Regions from separate parts of the Homo sapiens genome. Here region 2 is linked to region 1. Evidence: chromatin loops called from intact Hi-C (ENCODE). Cell type or tissue: endothelial cell of umbilical vein. All regions are shown on one strand. Each heading gives the region's core, and the rest is flanking DNA. Links, peaks and the distances in the headings are about the cores only. Region 1 overlaps GRM7 (glutamate metabotropic receptor 7). Region 2 has its middle 390 kb from the start of LMCD1-AS1.

What was found. Peaks named below come from ENCODE experiments on the same cell type or tissue, not always from the same donor. Only the 100,000 strongest peaks of a DNase experiment are listed, where the experiment ranks them.
Region 2: it touches region 1 in a loop (14-fold over the local background); 2 of 110 quality-filtered maps call a loop at or near these places.

The regions. Positions count from the first base shown.
Region 1 is chr3:6,990,086-6,999,823 of GRCh38, reverse strand. The region is part of intron 1 of GRM7 (glutamate metabotropic receptor 7); the gene reads right to left. Among named protein-coding and RNA genes, the nearest start is that of GRM7-AS2, 100 kb to the right of the region's middle. In endothelial cell of umbilical vein, for the core only: a CTCF peak has its summit at 5,343; a DNase peak (open chromatin) is centred at 5,323.
Region 2 is chr3:8,107,032-8,116,769 of GRCh38, reverse strand. No RefSeq gene overlaps it. Among named protein-coding and RNA genes, the nearest start is that of LMCD1-AS1, 390 kb to the left of the region's middle. RefSeq lists an enhancer at 2,586-3,159. In endothelial cell of umbilical vein, for the core only: a CTCF peak has its summit at 5,365 (motif pointing right); a DNase peak (open chromatin) is centred at 5,389; H3K4me3 peaks cover 398 bases; H3K27ac peaks cover 603 bases.

The DNA of each region.
Region 1 (9,738 bases), core at 652-8,651:
GTAATTGAATCATGGGGTCAGTTACCTCCATGCTGTTCTCGTGATAGTGAATGAGTTCTCATGAGATCTGGTGGTTTTATAAGGGGCTTTTCCCTTCCTTCACTCTGCACTTCTCCTTGCTGCTGCCACGTGAAGAAGGTTGTGTTTGCTTCCTCTTCCACCATGATTGTAAGTTTCCTGAGGCATCCCCAGCCCTGCAGAACTGTGAGTCAATTAAGCCTTTTTCCTTTATAAATTACCCAGTCTCAGATGTGTCCTTATAGCACCATGAGAATGGACAAAGTAAATTAGTACTGCAGAGAGTGGGGTGCTGCTATAAGGGTACCCGATTGTGGAAGCAACTTTGGAAATGGGAAACAGGCAGAGGTTGGAACAGTTTAGAGGGCTCCAAAGAAGACAGGAAAATGGAAAGTTTGGAACTTCCTAGAGACTTGGAAGGCTCAGAAGACAGGAAGATGTGGGAAAGTTTGAAACTTCTTGGAGACCTGTTGAATGACTTTGACCAAAATGCTGACAGTGATATGGACAATGAAGTCCATGCTGAGGTGTTCTCACATGGAGATGAGGAACTTGTTGGGACTTTAATGAAGGTGATTCTTGCTATGATTTCGCAAAGAAACTGGCAGCATTTTCCCCCTGCCCTAGAGATTTGTGGAACTTTGAACTTGAGAGAGATGATTTAGGTATCTGGCAGAAGAAATTTCTAAGTGGCAAAGTGTTCAAGAGCAAGCAGAGCAAAAAAAATTTGGAAAGTTTGCAGCCTGACAATGCAATAGAAAAGAAAACCCATTTTCTGGGGAGAATTTCAAGCCTGCTCCAGAAATTTGCAGAAGTAACATGGAGCCAAATGTTAATCACCAAGGCAATGAGGAGAATGTCTCTAGGGCATGTCAGAGACATTCTTGGCAGCTTCTCCATCACAGACCAAGAGGCCTAGGAGGAAAAAATGGTTTCAGGGCCTGGGCCCAGGGCCTTGCTGCTTTGTGCAGCCTAGGGTCATGGTGCCCTGCATCCCAGCTGCTCTACCTCTGGCTAAAAGGGGCCAAGGTACAGCTCAGGCCATGGCTTCAGAGGGTGAAAGCCACAAGCCTTGGCAGCTTTCATGTGGCGTTGAGCCTGCAGGTACACAGAAGTCAACAATTGAGGTTTGGAAACCTCCACCTAGATTTCATAGGATGTATGGAAACACCTCGATGCCCAGGCAGAAGTTTGGTGCAGGAGCAGAGCCCTCAGGGAGAACTTATGCTAGGGCAGTGCAGAAGGGAAATGCAGAGTTGGAGCCCCCACACTCAGTCCCCACTGGGGCACTGCCTAGTGGAACTCTGAGAAGAGGATCACCATTTTCCAGACCTCAGAATGGTAGATCCACTGACAGCTTGCACTGTGTGCCTGGAAAAGTCACAGACACTCAACACCAGCCCATGAAAGCAACTTTGGGGGGGACTGTACCCTGCCAAGCCACAGGGCCAGAGCTGCCCAAGGTCATGACAGCCCACCTCTTGCATCAGCATGACCAAGTTAAAGGAGATTATTTCTAAGCTTTAAGATTTAATTACTGCCCTATTGGATTTCCAACTTGAATGGGGCCTGTAGCCCCTTTGTTTTGGTCAATTTCTCCCATTTGGAATGGGTGTATTTAACCAATGCCTGTACCCTCATTGTATCTAGGAGGTAACTAACCTGCTTTTTTTTTTTTTTTTTTTTGAGATGGAGATTTGCTGTTTTTGCCCAGGCTGGAGTGCAATGATGCAATCTTGGCTCACTGCAACCTCCACCTTGTGGGTTCAAGTGATTCTCCTGCCTCAACCTCCCAAGTAGCTGGTATTACAGGTGCAGGCCACCACACCCAGCTAATTTTATATTTTTAGTAGAGATGGGGTTTCACCATATTGGCCAGGATGGTCTCGTACTCATGACCTTAGGTGATCTGCCCTCCTCAGCCTCCCAAAGTGCTGGGATTACAGACACCTGGCCCTAACTTGCTTTTGGTTTTACAGACTTATGGGATGAAAGAACTTGCCTTGTCAGAGATTAGGCTTTGGACTTGAACTTTTGGACGAATGCTGGAATGAGTTAAGACTTTGGGGAACTGTTGGGAAGGTGTGTTTGTGTTTTGAAATGTGAGGACATGACATTTGGGAGGTGCCAGGAGCAGAATTATATGGTTTGGTGGTGTCCCCACCCACCTCTCATCTTGAATTGTAGTTCCCATAATCCCCACATGTTGTGGGAAGGACTAGGTGGGAGGTAATTGAATCATGGGGGCAGTTACCTCCATGCTATTCTCATGATAGTGAGTGAGTTCTCACAAGATCTGATGGCTTTATAAGGGGCTTTCCCCCATTTTGCTCTGCACTTCTCCTTGCTACTGTCATGTGAAGAAGGACATGTTGCTTCCCCTTCTACTGTGAGTGTAAGCTTCCTGAGGTGTCCCCAGCCCTGCAGAACTGTGAGTCAAATAGACCTCTTTCCTTTATAAATTACCTAGTTATGGGTATGTCTTTATAGAAGGGTGACAATAAATTAATACAAATATTAAGCCGAAGTTTCTATTAAAGATAATAAAATAAATTATCACTTTAGAAAAGTCGCCTCTGTAATGGCACCTGACCAAGAAAATATTAATTATTGAATGTAGCTAATAAAACCAGCTTGGAAATTAAAAAAAAGAAAAGAAATAAGAGGCCAAATGAGCTATGGAACAATTAATTCAGCGTATCCATATTAAATGTTTATCTTCTCTCACAGAGAGAAAAAATAAATACAGGATTCTAAGATTACTAACATTTTTCTTGCTTTTTAATCATAACTTCTTACTACACTGCAAGTACCTGACACTTTTCCATTCCGAAGCATTTCATCTGGATTCCGTATGTTTGTAGGTAGGACAGGGAATTGCATGGATGTTTTTCCTTCCAGACTTTGTTCTGTGCTTGTCAATTCACTAGCTTTTTGTTGAGCTGCAGGGATTGGTTTGTCAGGGATTTTGATTCTGGTGAGTAAGACCCTCCAGCTCCCATAAGGAATCCTTGGCTCAGGTTTCTGTTTACAGGAAGAAAGAAATCAGCAACATGAATGACAGAAGGGAGATAAGAAATAAAGACTAAAGGGAAGGAAGATACCCTTTGCTTTTGTGACAGAAAATTTGAGGGATGCAATAAATTTGGCTGAGATGGCTCTCACTACTCATGGGAGAAGTTGGGTCATTTTATCTTCAAACAGATATCCATAAGTTGTGACGTTTTACCCAAAAGAAGCATGTTTTTAGAAAACAGCGTTCAGGAGCAAACTCCCAATAGTATGACATTGTCCAGAGAACTCCTGACTGGATCACAGGATGCTGGAGTTTACTGACATAACAATCACACTTTACAAATTACTCTTAAAACTAAATCGTTCGTTTGTTATGAACACTTCAGAAATGATTTCCTTCACTTTGGTTTTTGAAATAATTCTATTAAAAATTTGTAGAATTAGGCCAGGCATGGTGGCTCATGTCAGTAATCCCAGCACTTTGGGAGACCGAAGCAGGTGGATCACGAGGTCTCTGCCTCGAGATCATCCTGGCAAACACGGTGACATCCCATCTCTACTTAAAATACAAAAATTGAGCCAGGCTTGGTGGCGGGCGCCTGTAGTCCCAGCTACTTGGGAGGTTGAGGCAGGAGAATTGCTTGAACTCGGGAGGAGGAGGTTGCAGTGAGCCGAGATTGCACCACTACATTCCAGCCTGGGTGACAGAGCAAGACTTTGTCTCAAAAAAAAATATATTGTAGAATTATAAACACAGAAAAGGACATGTCATCAGGCATATGTATGGCTGGATGCGTTTTCATGAAGTGAGCATACCTATGCAACAGTACTAAACTCAAAAAATAGAAAATCAGTAGTGTACAGAAGCTTACCTTTCACATCTTTTTAAACCTCTATAATTAAAATTTGAACTCAATTACTATTAAAATTAGGGTTTAAGTGATAAGAAGTCAGGAAACTTCTTCCCATGGTCCCTTGCTTATATGTGTTCTCTTGGTACTACTTCTGTGGTGATCACTATAGCCTTTCAAAAATAATTTCTTTTCTTTTTTTCTGTGTTCAATTTTGGGAAAATTTCTAAATGTTCAGCCTGCTTTAAAAATAGCTGTTCCAATTCAATTTTATGTGATTATTTCTTTGATTCTTGATATGATTCAGTTAGATTAAATAAAGCTCCAAAACCAAATCAATTTCACATGGTCCTATTTTAACAAATATTTTCATAGCAAAGTACAAAATTGCCATTGCATCCATTCAGTACTCTAACAAATTTCCTTTGTAAAGTGTAATAGTAGTTAGGCAGTATAGTCTAGGTTATACTGCTGTAACAACCTCAACACCTCAGAGGTTTAAAACAGGTGTCAGTACATTATGGCTCATGGGCTGAATCTGACCGCCGTCTGCTTTTATAAGAAAAGTATTCTTGCAACACAGACATGTCCATTAATTTAATTTTTGTCTATGACCATTATTTGTGCTACCCTAGCTAAAATGACAAACTTGAGTAGTTGGAATAGAGATCATGTTGCCTACAAAGCTGAAAATATTTAATATCCTGCCTTTTACAGAAAAAGTCTGGTGACTATTACTTATCCAAATAAAATGCATTTATCACTCATGTCTCGTGACAAAAATAGATTGGCTGAGAAAGATTATGTTCCTTAGGGATCAGGGATGAATAAGTCACCATCCTTTTATGATGCCAACAAGCATTTACCAATGAATAAGAGCGTGTGGAAAGTGGTGTACCAACTCTGAAATGCATCTCTTCTACTTACTTTTTATTAGCCAAAGCCAGTCATGTGATTCTGACTAATTACAGGATGGTAAAGTGTAACCTATGATGTGAAAGTGTAGCCCGTGAAGAACTGGAAATAGCTGTGGTACATCCATAAATAAAATCTCCCTTTCCGCATAGAAATACAAAACCCAATTTGGCCGAATCATCCAAATGCACAAGTTCACCATGAAAGACTTCAGAAAAACAACAACAATTATTTTTAAAGCACCTACTATATGGTCAGGTGGTACAATTACTAAAAAGATATTGGAAAAGATTTTGTTTCTATCACTGGCTGAAGTCCACAAAGGAAAAATAAAACCTGTTCAGCAAGCAATAAATTGTCTCTAAGAAAAAAAAGCTGTAATAGTTTAAGGAATCACCATGTCCAGAATAAACATCTGACCAACGTTCTTTTAAAAAAAATTCAACAACAAAAACCAGCTTCAGCTTTCTACCTTAAGCATTGAGATATTGTGGCAATGTAACTACTCATAGGGTCAGTTTAGAAAGTAGTGTCTCCCTCCTGTGGACTCTTTGAACATTGTTACTACAGTTTATTAAGGGCAACTAAGACTATGTTTCATTAACATGAAAACAGGGAGAAAATATGACAGTAAGAGAATTGTTTCCCCTCTCCCAGCTAACATGCTCAGGTTTCCTTTATCGGAGAAACAAAACCACATTCCTTCCCATGTCACCTCCCTGCATAGGGTCTGTAGATCTCTACCCACATTGCTCCTTCACCATCAAAGTCTCTGAAATAGTAATTTACATAATTGCACAATCCAACAACCTTTCTCTGTCCTGATTCTTTTTAGAAATATTTTACCTTGAAAATGCCTCTTTCGATGGCCTCTATTGGCTCAATATTTTCTTCCTTTCTTCTCCTACTTCAATATCCCTCTTCTATATCTTGAACTGATCCCTTTATATGATCACATTACTAAGATGTTATTTGCCAAATTTCCACTAATAAATCAATTATCGTTTTCTATTTTTGGCAACTCTAATCTCTTTTAGGCAACTATGATCTCTATGCAGTTGAGTCCCAAATGTACAACTTCAGCCTGTGCTCCATTCCCAAATCCTGCACCTCCCAGCACAAGTAGCTGAAAATGAATTCATCCCTTCTTCCCTCAGTTCTATTTTCTGCTGACTTCCTTCTGTGTGCCATGGAAGAACATAAATTAAAGCCCTTATTTTTACATCTCCTTCTATATGTAATCCATCGTTAAGCCCTGTTTGCTTGAACACCATAATTTCATTATTTCTTTCCATTGCCAACATCCTTTTCAGACCAACATAGTTGCTTAGCTTGAATGCTGCAATATGCTCCTAACTGGCTTCTCTGAATAGAGTCTCTACCACCTCCAGGCTGTCTTTTCTGATGCCAGATTAGTTGTTTCAATATGCTTTTCTTTTCAAGTTAAGACCATTAAATCACCAACTACAGTACAAGCCACCCAACTGGGCATCTAATGCTTTCTTCTACACTCTCTTAAGACCACTTACTGGACGCACACCATGTATTTGAGCTAATCTGAATTACTGTCTTTGAGTTTCCACTTCTTTGCTTTTTCTCAGTCTGTCTACACCTCTGGGAATGCCATAACATGGTATGTTATATTTGTTCGAAGGCTTGTATCATACCTGCTCCTTTTTGATACCTCCAAGAAGGGGTCTAATATGGTTTGGCTGTGTCCCCACCCAAATCTCATCTTGAATTGTAGTTCCCATAATTCCCACATGTTGTGGAGGGACCTGGTGTGAGGTAATTGAATCATGAGGGCCGTTTCCCCCATGGGATTCTCATGATAGTAAGTTCTCACGAGATCTGATGCTTTTATAAGGGGCTTCTCCTTCACTCAGTTCTCATTCTTGTTTTCTTTCCTGCTGCCATCTGAAGAAAGACATGTTTGCTTTCGCTTCTGCCATGATTGTAAGTTTCCTGAGGCTTCCCCAGCCATGCTGAACTGAGTGAATTCAACCTCTTTCCTTTATAAATTATCCGGTCTTGGTTATGTCTTTATTAACAGTATGAAAACGGAAATCTCTATTTGCTTATCCTCAGGTCTCTCTCCTATCTTTCTCTGCCCTGATCTGTGTCACAGGGTGCTGCATTGTCTCATTGACTGGGCTATCTACCTTCTCAAATGAGCTGACTTCACATTTGGCTTGACCAATGGGACCTAGCAGTAAGACATCAGAGGGTGGGAGGAGAAGGAGCTGGAAGTAACTCTTTCTCCAACTCTTGTTGTTCTAAGCCATTTTTTTCTGGCAGTGGCTGCTTTTCTTCATGGTTATGGCTCCTGTGGGGCAGCACTTTTCCATGTCTCTATCCCTTACTGGGTTTCAGTCACACTATTTCCTCTTTTGGCCCCTGTAAGCCCAAGGTTGCTAACAGCTTTCTTTAATTGCTAGTCTCATCAACTTCATTCCATGTTATCGCCCTTGAACCTATCCACAGCTCTGTAAATAGTTCCTTTATTAACGTTTCCTGAATCATCTAAATTGGATTCTGTTCCCTGCAGGCAGCATTATTGATATGAAGGAGTGGCCTTACCCACTTATCAGCTCACAAAGGCAATTTGTTCTTGTTTTTGTGATTTGTGTCCAATTCTGCATTACACTGCAGTTAAACGTATGTGCATATTATCTCTTCTACTTGACTGTAAGTGATTTCAGGTTAAATATTTATCTTTAAGGACTCCTAAAAATCAAAGCACAGGCTGGTTTATGTAGAGATGCAATAAGTACTTGTTGAATTGAGTGTATTGAATAGTAGTAAATCATGTCAAAGAGCATGTAGCACAATAGACAGGCCCAGAAAGGAATACTAAGAGTCATTTTCCTGGACAAAAGCCTACTTTTGAGATTACAGCACCCTCAGCCTACGGCTACACCTCATCCTCTCTTTCTCTTTCCACTTCTGCCTTTCTTCTTTCTTTCTGTGACTAACGTATAAATTAGTTTTTTCTGTCCTTACGTGACTTCTCTGTGGCAGATGGCATTGATAGTTTTTTTTTTTTCCTTTTTGAACATAAAACAAACTGGTTGCAAGGAGCTGCGAGGTAGGGAATAGGGAGATGTTAGTCAAAGGGTACAAAATTTTGGTTAAAAGAGGAATATGTTCTAGATATCTAACGTACAGCATAGTGACTGTAATTAATAATTCTGTATTATATACTTGAAATTTGCTGAGAATAGATTTAAAGTGTTTTCACCACACACACATGTGCATGCACAAATGGTAACTAACAGAATGGATGTGTTAATTAGTTTGGTTGTGGTAATCATTTCACAATATATATTTATATCAAATCAGCACTTTCTATACCTTAAATCAAGAGAATTTTTGTCAATTATTCCTCAATAAAGTTGGAAAAAAATTTAAAACTCCATTCTCTTGGCTTGTGGGGTATGACCCATTTTTCTTCTTCTTTCTCAAATCTTGTTTGTGCCTCTTCTTCACTGACTCTTAACTTTAGCTGTATTTCAGTGATTTTTTGTCTTCTCTCCTCACCTTACATATCCCCTCTCTACAATCTTATGTTCTCATTTGCTTCGAATACTAAATTTGTTCTTGCAACGTTCACATTTTTTTGCTTGCAGTCAAGCGTTTCTCCTTAGCTCTAGGGATTAGGTCCAAAGGTTGCTGAAAGCAATCAGTCCGGTGGGAAAGGGTGGAGAAAGAAGTTCCCCCAACTCATCTGGGAGTAAAGAGGAAGAGCAAGTTTACGTGGTGTAAAAGTCTCATTCATAGGTTCATTCATTCTTTATCAGCACTCACACATTGGCTGCTTTTGTGGAATTTCAAATCTAGAGTAGCAGACAGGGAAGAAGTAATCTCATGCACAATGGGAGTAAACTAAGGGTGCAGGTTGGTAAGAGGGCATCCGTGTGTGTGTGTGCATGTATGTATGTATGTATGTATGCATTAAGACAGAGTCTGGCTCTGTCACCCAGGCTGGAGTGCAGTGGCGTGATCATGTCTCACGGCAGCCTGGAACTCCTGGGCTAAAGCAATTCTCCTATCTTTGCCTCTCAAAGCGCTGGGACTATAGGCTCCTACCACCGCTCCTGGCCTCTTGTGACCTTTAAGCAGTCCTGGGCCACAGGAACATAAAGCTCCAAGGAAGAATCCCAGTCAGTCTCTCAAAGAGATTTAATGAAGACTTTGGAGTTGATTAGCTTTTTCAAACATTAAAAACTAAAGAGAAAGCACATCTCACTAGGAAAGGAGGAATGTTGGGGAGAAATAAGCAAATCCTGCAGAAAGAACCTGTATTTTATGGCAGATCATGAAGAGAATGAGGTACTAATTGGAGAGTGTGAAGATAATGAATAGATCTATGTAAAGAAAAATGAAAAAGCAGGTTTGACAGATAATGAAAACCCAGCATTTGTTAAAAATTCACAGTCAGAGACATCTCACCCCAAGCCAACTCAGCCCCCGTCCATGAAACCCTCTCCCTCCATGGAGCCATGTCGATAGTAATAACTAAAAAGCCTGGATGCCTGATGATTTGCTAAGGAGAAGAAAAATGAACAAAAAAGGTTTATTTTGTATTTATATGTGATTCCTAACACCCATCTCCCAACCCAGTATTAACAGACTTAGAGAAATTCAAAAAATACCATTTTCTAACTCCCCTTAAGAGTCCATGAAATACTGCCATTAGATTTATTTGCTTCCTTTTAAAGTTTTTCTTTTCTTCTCATGGAATTTTCAAATGTTAAGGAAGCAACAGACTAAAATACAAGGCTGGGGGACCAACATCTTTCCAAGATTTGGGAAAAAATAGCTATCATATTTGGAATTCCATTTTCATGTAATTCAAGATAAAAGGGGGAAATTGGGAAGGGCTGCCTGTCTCTAACATCCACAGGGAGCCCCTGCTGGCATAAATAGTGAGCAGCCC
Region 2 (9,738 bases), core at 1,093-9,092, 1.1 Mb before region 1:
AAGAGAGTAAATTTTAAATGTTCTCACCACAAAAAGGAATAAGTATTTGAGGTGATAAATACATTAATTAGCTTGATTTATTATTCCACGTTGTATTTATAAATCATAACATCACTTTGTATCCCATAAATATATTCAATTATAATTTGCCAATTTACAATTAAAATAAAATTTAAAAAATTCTACAAGGAAACAAACAAACAAAAAACAAGAAAAAGAAAACAGGATAAGCAAGTGACAGCTGAAGATTGTGGAGAGGGATGGGATGCCTGAGGGGAATCAGTGATTTGCTAGCATAGCCCCTGTGAAAGCCCCCTCTCTTCTCCCTTCCACACACTTTGCAAACCCATTCCCCAGTGTGTTCTGGCAAGGGGCTGGAAAATGAAAATGTAAGTTTGGGGACTCCAAGCCAGAGCATCTTTGGCTGAGGCTGGTGAGGTAGCAAATCTCATAGATTATATATATTTTAAAGAGAGAGAGAAAGTGACAGAGAAAGAGAGTGAGAAAGAGAGAGAGAGAGAGAGGAGATTAAGGAAGTGGTTCACATGACTGTGGAGGCCAGCAAGTCCAAATTCTGCATGGCAGTGCTGTAGGCTGGAGACTCAGAGAATGATGTTGCAGCTCTAGTCTAGAAGCCATCTCCAGGCAGAATTCTCTCTTCCTATGGGGAGGTCAGTTGGTTTTCTGTTTAGGGCTTCAACTGATTGGATGAGATTTGCTCCCATGATGGAGCATAATCTGCTTTATTCAGGCTACTAATTTAAATGTTAATCTCATTTTAAAAATGCCTTCTCAGTGGCATCCAAACTAATGTTTGACCAAATATCTGTATGCAGTGGCCCAGCCAAGTTGACCTATAAAATTAAACCACTAGAACCCCAAAACAGAGAATCAGATTTTTCCACTTCCCTTATTCTCTTTGGGGCTTCTGCAAATCCCTGGAGTGAGACAGAGGGGAGCAATAAAATAAACTGATTGTCTGCCTTCCAGTGGGTGCAGGTTCACTTGATCTTAGCCAAAAGGCCAAGAAATGATAGTGAATACAAGTTCAAGGAAAAATTAAATTCAACTATTGGAGAAATAGTCCCATGTCTAGAATAGCCAGGTATGTGAGTTGACATCTCTAATGGCCGTTTGTGCTTCCTCCAGGGCCTGACTGCCCTGCTCCGTCATCTCTGGCATATCTCTTGAGAATCACCTCCTTTGGATGTCTCCAGAAGCTCTCTCTACAGAAATGGTTTCTCCCTCCTCCAGGCTATATAGCCCACTGCATGCGCCTCTACTACTGAGACCACTAAGCATCCTCCTTTCCTGGAGGCATTTCCTACCCAGCCTCCCAGAGTTCCCAAGGAGACTCAGTTCCGCATGTCCTCAGTCATCATTTGCTTATTAAAAGTCCTTTTATCGGCATTTTTCCTTTCCCTGTCTCATCCCACCTTTATCTTGTCTTGTTTCCGGGGATCCCCTCCCAAATAAATTATGTGCCCTCCAGTTCTTTTCTCAGAGTCTGCTCTGAAGAAACACAAAACAAAACAGTGGCCTTTTTAAGAGCATTCATTTTACCTTTTTTGGTTTAACCAAAGAGTAGATCCTTGATGAACAGTCAATATGAGAGATTTAAGTTACATACAGAATATTATGCAACCTCAGACTATGAAAAGTTAGATTTAAAGGGTTGTATATAAATCAAGACCTGATTTCTCACTGTCTTATTTGTACTACTGACAGTGAGTAGTTCCTACTAATGTTTGAACATGAAGTTTCACTGGCTGTTTGTCTCTCTCTGCCAGCGTCAGAAACTACACATACTTCTCTGTAATAGACAATGTCAGTATCTAAGACTTTTATAGTGGAGAGGGTCATAATATATCCATTGCATAAGTTTAGACTCCTCACATAAATTATTTTAAATAAGGTATACAGCAAACACTATATATACATATATGTGTGTGTGTGTGTGTGTGTGTGTGTATGTGTCTGTGTGTGTGTATAAAATTCATTCTAATGGTTCAATGAATATGTATTGAGTATTCTAGCAGCTGAGCATTCAGCAGCAAACCAAACAAGCAAATCCTTTCCTTGCTAGAAGAGCACATTGGAAAGATGACATTTAAGCAGACCTGAAGGAGATAAAGGGGCAGGCATGTATAAACCTGGGAGAGAGTTCCAGCAAAGAAAACAGTAAGTGCAAAAGTCCTGCACACACATACATTTGGTGTGTTAAAAAATGTTGTAAATGTAGTTAGGAGGCTGGTGAGGCTAGAGCAGAATGATTAGGAGAGGGAGGAGCAGATGAGCAGATGAGATCTGAGAGACGTGGGGAGCTGAGAGAAGATTGTCCAGGGTCTAGTAATGATTTTGACTTTTCCTCTTATTGTAATGGGAAGCTACTGGAAGATTCTGTGCAAAGCAGTGACAGGGGCTGCCATATGGTTTCAAAGGATCACTCTGGTTACTGTGTGGAGTAGGGAAAGCGCAAAGAGAGTTTCATGTGCGTCCGTGTGAAGAGACCACCAAACAGGCTTTGTGTGAGCAACATGGCTGTTTATTTCACCTGAGTGCAGGTGGGCTGAGTCCGAAAAGAGAGTCAGCGAAGGGAGATAGGGGTGGGGCCATTTTATAGGATTTGGGTAGGTAAAGGAAAATTACAGTCAAGGGTGGGGTTTGTTCTCTGGCGGGCAGAGTGGGGATCACAAGGTGCTCAGTGGGGGAGCTTTTGAGCCAGGATGAGCCAGGAGAAGGAATTTCACAAGACAATGTCATCAGTTAAGTCAGGAACAGGCCATTTTCACTTCTTTTGTGGTGGAATGTCATCAGTTAAGGCAGGAACCGATCATCTGGATGTGTACGTGCAGGTTACAGGGGATGTGATGGCTTAGCTTGGGCTCAGAGGCCTGACAGAGAGAAGCTGGGATGCCTTTGGCATGATTACAAGTGCAATCGTTGACTACTAATTTGTGACGTCATTTAGATAGAAAACAAACCTTAGGAAAACAAGCCCATAGATTCTTCATGGGAGGAGCAATAAGCCACTCCAGTATGCTATCATATAATTTCTTTTTCAATCAGCAAGGAGCTTAATTGCACGGTAGCAGCTGAAAACCCATTGTTCACCAAATAACGAAACAATTTCAATGAAAAGAGGAAGATCTAGCCAATGGAAGAGTCAAGTTCTCAAGGGGAAGTTCCTGGAAGCCAGATTTGATGCTGTTTTTTTTTTTTTTTCCATCATCCTATGTTGCTTGTGAAAGGAGACTTTATGTTTCCTACCAGAATCTGCAAATTGAAGGCCTCTAAGCCAAGAAACTGGAGACCTGTGATCTCACTGTGGGTCTGTCAGAACCTTGTCAGGTGACCTTGGGACACATCACACACTGCCCTGGCCTCTGTTTTCCAAGTTTGTATAATGTGCGGTAGTGTTGCCTTGCTACTGTTATTTCATCAGCTTGTTTGAGGGCCTCCTGAAACGATGCATATGAAAGCACCTTGTAGCTCTGAAAGCAGCACTCAATGCAAGGTCATTAGCATTGGCTTTGCCCAAATACTAAAGGAACAATCCATACCATTGAAAGGGGGATATGACAAATTGATCAATGTAAAAGATAAGCTGGTAGCTGTCACATACCTTTTTCTGTACAGCAGTGGCAAACATCGTCCTCTCGTTGAGATTCTGAACCATCACATGAATGCACATAAATCACCCTGTACAAAGCACTATATACAAATACTTGGGGATGTTTAGCACCATGGACACACTTGCAGGGAGTAGTGGTGATTCTAAGTTGGACGAGTCTAGCACACCACGGGGTGGGCAGCGGTGGCACTAGCACTATATTGTGGTCAGAGAAGGGCTTTCTGAAAGATCCACTTGGGACGAGCCCTGAAAAGCAAGAAGAAAGTTGCGCTTGAGTCCAGGGGATGGGTGTTTATGATGGAGAGGCTGCTATTGTGAGTCACTTAGAAGCCACGTGATTGGGAAATGTGCAAAGCATTTAGCTGTGAGATAATAGTGTGGCAGGTGCGGTGGATACTCAGCTGTGTCCCCTGGCCCATCTCTGAGATTCCAGCAGGGTAGGTGGACAATTCCCTCTAACATTCCATATGCTTCTCACTCCAACTGCCTGCTTTTCTGCCTGTGGGTGTTCCCACTCCCTAATTCACAGGGCAACCTGGAAATGCAGGGGAGTTAATGCTACAGGGATGGGACCAGCCCTCCGCCAAGGGGGACCAGTCTCAGGACAAATGCCCCAGCCTCCCACTGCTCTGCTGACATAATTCTGAGGTATCGTCCCTGAAATTTCTCAGGGCCCTTGGCAGGACTAAACCCCAGCTGCCCACAGTAGTGGCCCCTCATTCACATACCCTGTCTGAGCTTGCCAGGGCTGTTATAACACAGTACTACAGGCTTAAACAATGGAAGTAGATGGTCTCACAGTCCCAGAGGAGGGAAGTGGAGATAAAGGTGTTGGCAGGGTTGGTTTATTCTGAGGCCTCTCCTTGGCTTGTAGATGGCTTCCTTCCCCCTGTGTCTTCATACCGTGTTCTCTCTGTACTCATCTTTATCCTAATCTCTTTTTGTAAAGACACCCATCATATTGCTTCGGGGTCCATTCATATGCCCTCATTTCATCTTAATTACCTCTTTAAAGGTCTTACTTCCGAATGCAGTTACATGCTGAGGTACTGGGGGTTAGGACTTAAACAAATAGATTTGGGGCACACATGATTCAGCCCATTATTGGCATGCCCTTTATTGGCATTTCTGTCCTCCTGTGTCACTCTCCCTTCCCCCTCACTACCTCCTTAGGTACTCTCCCAAATTAAGTTCCTGTATACAAGACCTTGTTTTGAATCGGCTTTGGGGAAACCAAACTAAGCCAATATGAAGTGGTAAAAACTGTGAGCAACTGGAGAGTGCAAATCTACCTAGAAGCATTTAAATTTATTTTAGAAAAATAGCATATAAACAAGTAAAACGTTGTGCAGGGCATGCAAAACACTTCCACAGTCCCAGTCTTTCCTGTTTGCAATCTCTGTGCTGGATAACTTTCAGGTCCAGCTGTTGCTTTCTATGATGTGTGTGTGATGTTTGTGCGTGTAAGGAGGCAATCCCCTGAAATGTAGGAATCATGCACAATTCAAAATAAAGGGGCAAAATGATCTATGATATAATTCGGCATCCTGAGGCTGCAAGGAAGCTCCTACATCTTAATCTGAGACTGTGACCCATCGTGGCAATAATGCATAAGGCTGAGTTATTCTCAGGCACATCGTAGCTTATGAGTTGGGGTTATGTCATACACTCTAAGAAAGGACTGTGAGTAACACTGCCCCCATTCAGCCCGTCCTTTTGGGGTGTAATGTCAGATCTTCCCACTGGAGGGCATTGAAGCTACAGAAAAGAGAGGGTGCCTTTCTGGTCCAATGCTATTGAATTAGGAAGCTTGCTGTACCCGGACTGTATTTCCGGTTGAGATGACAGACGTCCTTTTTGTGCTTCAGTGTGAATTTTACCAATCATGGCCATGTTCAGCATGCTGGAACTGATGATTAGATTCATGACGATAACCACCAGACTGAGAGTGTGATTTTCCGAGACAAAGGGCAGATTATGTTGATAATAGTCTTTCCCCGAGTAGTCTCTATCCCCATTGGCTATAATGAGGTGGGAAGGGGACTGGAACTCAAGGCTAAAGATAAGAGTTTGGATTCTGACTCTGTCCCTTTCTGGCATTTTGAGTGTAATCACATTGTTTAAACCGGACATACCCCAGTTTCCTTATTTATAAAACAGGAATAGCGAACCGAGCCCACAGAGAGTTTTAGTAAGTGGAAGGTTTAAGGTTTTGTATGATTTAATGCACTAGCAACTGCATGGAGGGAGGGGGGTGTTGCTATTATCGAGAGTGACCACATTCATCTACATGCTGTAAAAGTCCCGGGAAAGGTCCGGGATTCAAAAATGAGTTCCTTGAAGTAGAGTATACTTTCTAAAACTTTACTATTAGATATTAATTTGCTTAGATTTCAATCAATAAAGCAATTCATTGCTTCTGCTTTAATGAGCATCTTCTCTTGGAATGGCACATACGCACAGTAAACAGTTACAAATCATCAACATTTTGCTGTGTTAATTTTGGGGACTGATACCTTTGGCTGAGAGCAAGAGCTAAGTTATCCAGATTTGGGGAAAGGTAGGAGATATTTTAGCATGGGGCAGGGGGGTTCTCTGCTGAGATAGTGCATCAGACCCTCGTCTCCAAAGTAAATTGTGGCTGGAGAGAGGATCAGAGAAAAGGGGAACGTCTGAGCCAGAAGATGGTTCAGCCTCACAAGTTTGCCAGGAGTGGCCAGGTTTTATAAATCTTCATTTATTTTTAGAGTCCCTGAATCCCCGTTGCATAACCAGTATTTGAGGTCATGTCTATATGATCACAAATTTACCATTACTTCTATTGTTAAGCATTTACTGAGCATACCTTATTATCCCATTAAGAAAATAGAGAAGAAAAGAAACACAGGTTTCCAGACTAATTGGGTGGATGTGGGGATGACAATATTGCATGATTGTGCTATGATGGAGTCTCAGCTTTGTGAAGGCAAGAATTCACTTCTATATATTCATTATTTGATGTGGTAAATACCTAACATATGAATAAATGAATGAAACTACATTATTTTAGGACAGACATTCTCCAAGTATGTTACCTGGCCCACTACCATCAGAATCACCTGATCCTTTTCTAGAATACCATATATGAGACACTGTTCTAATTACTTTTCTTAAATTAACTCATTTTATCTTCACTCAACTCTATGAGATAGGTACTATTATTATTACCTTCACTTTACAGATGAGCTAACTAAGGTCCAGAGTGCCAAGGTCACACAGCCAGTAAGTGACAGAGCTGGGGATTTCAACCCAGAGTCGATGCTCAAAACCCCTACATCATCTTGCCTCTCTATATCTAAAAGTAATGAGGCAGATAAATATGTGTTATAGGAAGCGGCCAACAACTTATATTTTTAAGTGGGAAAAAAACACAATATTGAGGCCAAGCACAATGGCTCACGCCTGTAATCCCAGCACTTTGGGAGGCCAAGGCCGGTAGATCATGAGATCAGGAGTTTGAGACCAGCCTGGCCAAGATGGTGAAACCCCGGGTTTCACCGGGGTCAGCCGGGTGTGGTGGCACGTGCCTGTAATCCCAGCTACTCAGGTGGCTGAGGCAGGAGAATTGCTTGAACCCGGGAGGCGGAGTTTGCAGTGAGCTGAGATTGCGCCACTGCACTCTAGTCTGGGCGACAAAGGAAGACTCCGTCTCAAACAAACAAACAAAAAACCAAAAAAAGCACAATACTGGCCAATATATTTAATAAGCTACCATTTGTGTCAAGAGAGAAAAGAGATTAAGATATGTTTGTATATACATAGATTCTCTCAAGAAGAAAAGAGAAACACCACGGCTAATTAGGTCTAACATTTTCATCCTCCATTTCTGTTAGGGGTGCACGCAGCCCACTTTAGAGACCCTTCGACGGTCATACTGTTAGTGATTTTCTAGCACTTATCCTGCGCACCTTTATGGTGATCCCTGAGAGTATCCCACACTCTCTGGGAGTTAGACCCTCTATGTTTTTCTGGGTACTTTGAATGATTAACAAAGACTCCAAGTGATGATTTTGTACTTTCAACTTTGAGAATCATGACCTTAGGTTTGGGCCAGAAAATTTAATTCCATTGGAAGACCTAGGAGCTTTCCTACAAATTTCTTCCCCTTATCTGTAAACCAACTGATAGTCTGCTTGGGAAGAAAGACGAAGATAAGCAAAGCATTGGGACATGCCTCTCTTTTCTGAGTAACCACACTGTCACCCCATGCAGCGTACCTCATTATACCCTTGTTCGTTTTCTTCTTCTGCATTATCAAAAGACAGAATAAAAATCTTTTGTTTTTCTTAGAAGTTTTACCAAGAAATTTGGTCTATACTATATGACTGTGTTCATTCATTCTGTCGCTATTCTTATATGTGATAACCTCTCCTCCCATATTTTGTGTGTGCCCCTTTTAATATGTGAGCTCATCAGGGCCTGTGCCAGTGTCTTAGTCTTTTTTCCTCCTTTTTCCTCCTCAGAATTTTTTATGACTGCAATGTAAGATTGTCATTTTTGAGACTGTCCTATTGAATTTCTTTTGAAATTCTTTTGAAATCTACATTTCTTTTGAAATCTCTTGAAATGCTCTGTCCAATATACTAGCCATGTGGCACAATTCCACAATTTAGAGTAGCCACATTCCAAGCACTCAATAGCCACATGCAGCTAGTGGTTACAATATTGGGTAGCACACATTATAGAATATTCCTCTCATCATGGAAAGTTATATTGGAGAGGGCTACTCTAGAACTTTCCTATCCACCAATCTTTGCTCTAAAAAAAAAGATTAAATTTCTTTTTCCACAATCAAACAAAAGAAGTTTGAATCTACTTCCATCTTTTCAAGTTATTTGGGATAATAAATGATCTGAATTTTCCAATGCTTACTCTACTTCCTGTCTTCTGTTGGGTCCTATTTTTTTTTTCAGAAGGCCTACTTCCCTATGATCCTCGTGGATTGTAATATAACCTGAAGTAGCAAGTGCCCTCATTACTTCTTTATGAGAGTGAAAATTCTCAGACAATTTTCAGACATGCAAGAGCTTGAATGTTATCTCCTATATGCTATATGTAATTTCTTTATAAAGTTGCTTGAGGATATGAAGCAAATGAACGAGTATAGTAGTCATTAGGGCAGTTTACTAATAGGTCTTTTCTTTGACACATAGTAGGATTGCATTTATCTGCCCCTCTTTGAAGTTAGACTTAACTATGTGACTTGCTTTGGCCAGTGAGATGTACATAAAAGTGACATGTATCAGTTTCAAGTGGAATGTCTTACAGCCAATGCAAAATGGGCCAAGTTTTCTTTTCCTTTGCCAGGCAGCATGCTGCTCTGTCAGCCTGGTTCTGAGAATGGGAGAGTCAGGCAGAGCCACGCCAATCTGAAGTGGACGTGCACTCTGAGTAGGCAATGAAACTTGGGGTTTTGAGCCATTGAGGTTGTAGGTTGTTGTTACTTCAGCATAAAGGAGTCTATTCTGACCAACACAGAACCAGTACCAAAAAAAGGAGAGCATAAGATTTGAAAAACAGTGAGTCCAGAACAGGAACAGCTTAAAGGGAAGTCCCAAAATGGTAGTTGCACAGTAAATAATTCAGAGCAGGAGCTGGAAGTCCCAGGAAGTCAATAGAAAAATTTGATGTAATAGAGAGCCCAAGAGAGTAACAGACATATGATAAAAGCAAGTAGGAAATGGATAAAAATGAGGAACTCCAGGAAAAAAAATTAAAAATAAAATAATAGTATATATATTATCTCCATAGTGAATAATTTCTCCAGATAATAAAAATATAAATATAGTGTATTATTCAGGGTACTCCAAAGAAACAGGACCAGTTACACACACACACACACATACACACATATAGTACAGAGAGAATTTTCTTCTAAATAATTGGCTTACATGATTATGAAGGCTGAGAATGTCCACAATCTGCCATCTACAAGCTGCAGATCCTGGAGAGCCGGTGGTGTAGTTCTAATCCAAGTCTGAAGGCCTGAGAACCAAGAGAGCAGATGGTGCAAGTTCCAGTGTGTGGTTAGGACAAGACTGATGTCCCAGCTCAAACTCCCTGAT